Regions from separate parts of the Homo sapiens genome. Here region 1 is linked to region 2. A link is a loop called in an ENCODE intact Hi-C map of the cell type or tissue named here. Cell type or tissue: PC-3. All regions are shown on one strand.

Region 1 (2,500 bases), 650 kb before region 2:
GCGAAAGCAAATTGAAGCACAACAGAATAAGCAGCAGGCCATTTCAGAGAAAGATCGGGTAATCCAAAGCTATTCCAACGTACAATGTATATGTTTTGCTGAGTGTTGATTTATTTCTTGTATATCAGTTAATTTCTTTCTTCTCTAATATTAAAGTTTTGCTTGAGTAGGAATTGGGAATTAAATGCACTAAAGCCTCTGGGACCTACTAATTCAAAATTTGGGTAATTGATGACTTTATATATAAATTAAAAAAATAACTATAGAAACACTTAAGTTTAGGAAACTACTTTTGAATGTTTTATATATTTACATATACATAGTTATAAATTTAACATAGAAGTTAATTACAATCCATTCTTATAATGTACTTTTTTCATTAATTCACACTGGACTGTTTCTGATTGAAATTCCTCTACTAATCATGAGTTGAGGTTTAGTTTATTTATTGCCTTTCCTGGACCCACAGAGGATTCCTAATAAATATTTATGAAATGATTATTGATTGTGATATTTGACTGATTATAAGTAAATGTTATAGTGAAATCAGGTATACAAATTCCAATACAGCTGAATTTATCTTATATTTGGGCATATTAAAGTTATTGAAGAGTGGGCTTTATAATTCTGGTACTGTATTCTTTCACAAAATTTATTTGAGTTATGAAGTCCTTTTGTACAGCTTCTAATGTAACTTAAGACAGTATATTATTTGGACCTTTGTTAAAATAGGTTTTTAAATTTAAGCTTTGCGTAATATGTAATTAATGGAATAATAGTGAATGCTGCAAAGTAATGTAGTATACATGTTTTTCCTTTTTAGTACTGAAAAGAGAATAATGCCATTAAAAAAGAAACAACCCAAACCAACAGATTTTAAAACGTGTCTCATGGGCCAGATTTTTAACAATATTCTTTCTTGAAATACTGTTGGTGAATATCCTTGCAGTGTTTCATAAGATTTGAATTCATTTATTTTTTTTGAAATTTTTTTTTTATTCTCCATATCTCTCTACAAAATAACAGGGGAATGGATTTTTCAAAGAGGGGAAATATGAAAGAGCAATTGAATGCTATACTCGAGGGATAGCAGCAGATGGTGCTAATGCCCTTCTTCCAGCTAACAGAGCTATGGCCTATCTGAAGATTCAGAAGTAAGTATTGGTTACATTTTAGTGCTGTTCAGGATAAAAATTTACAATAAATTGGTAAATTTTTACCATAAGTTACCTAACATGCCAATTATGGCGTGTTAGGTTAGCTCACATGCCAATTTATGGTAAATTTAAGTAAGTTAAAATTTAATTTATGTATTTTTGAGCATTTAAATTAAAGTGAAATGAGAGGGGAAAAGTAGTGTGTGTGTGTGTGTGTGTGTGTGTGTGTGTATGTGTATGTGTGTGTTTATGTACCTGTGGTATACATAGTTCCAGGCACAAGGTGTGTATTCAGTAGATGTTCTTGTTAATATTTTCCCGCTTTTAAGTCTGGCATTACACAGTTTACCAGTTTTTCTCTAGTCGCTTTATGTATAGTATTCTGGATCTTGATTAAAAATTATTTTTCACTTCAGAGCCCCTTGGGCAAAGTCTTATCTGGAAATGTTTTATATACATACATGTATAACAAAAGAGAACTGCTGTCATTGAAACTGCTGATTAATAACATATGTAACAAACATTTGATCCTATATTAACCAGCTTTTTCTGGTTGTGCCCAAGTTGGACAATCAGTAGAATTATATCCGATGGCAGAAACTTAGACTTAGACTTTGTTTCTCTTGTTATACTTTACAGACTAATGCCAGAATTTTAAAAAGCCTGTAAATAGTATAAATAGGAATTCGAAACTTCTTCAGTGCCATGAATTCCCCTTTAGCTGTATGTTGAACGCTTCTCAGGATATTTTTAAATGCTTAACTGTACAACTAGGATTACAAAGGAAACCAATTATATCAAAATATAGTTTTGAAAATATTAAAAATTGTGATATAGTAGTATATTTGATTTTTTATTAACACACCTCAAAATGAGAAATTACATTTAAAATACAGGCAAGTGCTGTATTTTATGCTCACCAATATTCAGAATTACAGTACAAATTTAACCTGCTGCTTATTTGCATGTGATTGTACTGTATTTGAAACTACATTTAAAATACAGACAAGTTAATGTTAAAAAAATTTTAAAGACATGATTGTAAGGTTTCAGTAAGGACACCAAATTTTGGGATGATCCTCGACACATCTTCCACGTACTGATCAACAAGCAAGTGTGGATAGGGAATACCTGAAGCAACGTAGATGATTAGATTTCCAATGTGATAACACATGCCTTAGCTCTTTGTCTTCTGAATAACTACTAGGGCAGAGTTGCCCAACAGTTGCCAGCCTTGTCACAAGAGTATCTATAAACCAGACACTGCAATCACATGCAAATAAGCAACAGGTTAAATTTTTACTGTAATTCTGAATAGTGGTGAGCATAAGCAATATTTTGAG
Region 2 (2,500 bases):
AGACTCTAGAGCAATGACTGATTAAGAAATGCTCGCTCTTGATCTTATCGGCTGTATTCAGGGAATGTTCAGTGGCTGTGTCACGTCGCAGATGTGCTTGCAAAGGTTATTCCTCAGGACTGTGTCTTTCCCCATCTGCCTTCTCTGTTGCCTGTGGCTGATTCCATTTTCTTTAGCATCACAAAGCTCCTGAGCCAATTTACCCAAAGGCTTTTTGTCATTTGTATTTCAGCTGCCACTTCTCTATGCAGTTTCTATTTTAAAATGCTTATATAATAACTTTGGGTCTGCTAGGGTCTTTTGCCTCTGAAGATTTTAATCAGATTGGCTTGAATACCCATTTTATGCCCTGTGGAAAAACCCACTGTCTTCTCCAAGATGTCTCCTAATTCCCAGGAGACTTCCACTGTTCTCATGGACACGCCTGGCTTCCACTTGTTACTGCTGATGAATTTGTGCTTTCCACTCTACCTGGACTAATACCTTATTTTTACTTTGAATCAGCAGAATTGTGGAACTTTGTCCCTTTATCTCATTTGTATTTCTGATTTGAATAAATCAACTGATTTATAGCTCTAAATACAAATAACATGGAACACTTCTAAGTACGGTGTAAAACTTTGGTGGATATGTTTTAAGCACACTATAGTTGGCACTGGCATGCCAGAAATGCTCCAATGACCAGTTACAATAGGTGATGGAGAGGTAACCTTGCACAAGAGAGCCACAGTCCTTGTCCCTGCAGAGCGGCAGACAGAAACGCAGGAACCAGTGAGGAATGGAAGTGCCAGGGTAGGATACGGGAGGCCACGGGAGCCAGGAACACTCTGTGCACTATGTCAGCACATGGTTGTGAAAGAGGCTGTGTAGTACTGTTTCTTATGCTGATCAAACAACTCAGCTGAGTTGTAATCTCACTCAAGTTCACTATTTCTTATGTATTGGATTTCTTTACTATGTAATTTCTGCTTAGAAGCTCTAATAATTCGATCAATCTTGGAAAATCTAACCACTAGTATATTAGCACCATCAAAAATCATGCATGTTGTAGAGAAGTTGGTTATTATGATATGTACTTATATGTTCCCAGAAAGAAAAATGCTCCAAGTTTTGTAGCAAAACTTGATTTTCTTAAAACCTTAAGTAAACACAGGATAGACCTTATGTCTTTGTATGAATTATCTTTTTTCAGTTTTAACTTATGAGCAAATGGCTAAATTTTTTTCTTCTTCGTCTTGCCAGCTCTCTGTGTGTGTGTTTTGATAAAGGTGGGCTTTAGGGCCATCTAGTGGCTTCTTGAATAGGAAATTCTAAAAATTACCATTAAGCTGAATAGGAAAACCCCCACCTTCTCTCACCAAATATTCTCTCTTTAAATTTGTTACATATTAGCTCTTAGGAGTTTAAAGACAGATATTGGAAAACTTGTGGTAGTTCATATATATTCTTTTTCTTTTTCCAAATGAAATGTTACCATATTTGCATTTCCTTTCAAATAACATGAACACTGTAATGACCCATGTGCGTTCTTGGATTTTTGAGCACTGATGGAATGCTGGCATCTTGTGGATTGGTTATGAAGTTTTAGTCTATCCTGGCAGCTTTGAAGTTTATAGCCTCAACCTTTGTATCTTTCATAATATCCAGTTCAAAAAAAAATCAGCCTAGGCCTTCACATTTATGCAGTGTCTGATGATTTTAAGGTTGTGAAAGGAAAATAAATCTCAGGACCCCAATCACTAAGCCAAAAAGAAAAGTCAAGCTGGAAACTTCATCAGGCAAACCTGCCTCCCATTTTATTTCTAAGTAAGATAACTACAAAGATTTTTAAAAGCTATATACCTCCTTCACCTATAAAATACAGATTCATTGAGCCAGACTAAGGCTTAAGTAACTATTCCTCTACCCGAGTCTCACATGCAGATTGTGTATTCAGTGAAAGGCTGATCAAAGACTCAAAAGAATGCAACCATTTGTCTCCTATCTACGTATGATCTGGAAGCCCCCTATACAAGTTATCCCGCCTTTCCAGACTGAGCCAATGTACATCTTACACATATTGATTGATGTCTCATGTCTCCCTAAAATCTATAAAACCAAGCTGTACCCCAACCACCTTGGGCACCTGTCACCTGGACCTCCCAAGGTTGTGTCACAAGTGTGTCCTTAGCCTTGGCAAAATAAACTTTCTAAATTGATTGAGACCTGTCTCACATGTTTTTGGTTCACAGGTACAGACTTCTCCTTTCAATAGTTACAGACTTCTGAATGCAAGATTTTGGAGCTGTCAAAAGCTGGTTCCCCAAAGAGCTTAACCACTGACCCCAACATAACCCACTGACAAGACAAACCATAGTTTATTACTTACCTTGGTAAGGGTGGGCACCACCTCACAAACTTTGGGATTGTTTCCGAGTGGGGGGAAGAAACCCCAACTTATTGGAAAATGAAAGTGTGATTTCAGGTGGGTCTTTAAAAATGGGGTTCAGGATTGGGTAAG

The links. Hi-C counts contacts between places; a loop is a spot of excess contacts. Peaks named below come from ENCODE experiments on the same cell type or tissue, not always from the same donor. Only the 100,000 strongest peaks of a DNase experiment are listed, where the experiment ranks them.
Region 1: it touches region 2 in a loop (23-fold over the local background); 70 of 110 quality-filtered maps call a loop at or near these places.

Annotation. Positions count from the first base shown.
Region 1 is chr12:47,685,434-47,687,933 of GRCh38, reverse strand. It overlaps RPAP3 (RNA polymerase II associated protein 3), which reads left to right. Exons shown (of 17, transcript NM_024604.3): 8 at 1-58; 9 at 1,027-1,154. Among named protein-coding and RNA genes, the nearest start is that of RPAP3, 19 kb to the left of the region's middle. In PC-3, a CTCF peak has its summit at 1,099 (motif pointing right); no DNase peak of the experiment used is centred here.
Region 2 is chr12:47,031,543-47,034,042 of GRCh38, reverse strand. No RefSeq gene overlaps it. Among named protein-coding and RNA genes, the nearest start is that of PCED1B, 47 kb to the left of the region's middle. In PC-3, a CTCF peak has its summit at 1,283 (motif pointing left); DNase peaks (open chromatin) are centred at 72 and 1,272; H3K4me3 peaks cover 139 bases; H3K27ac peaks cover 896 bases.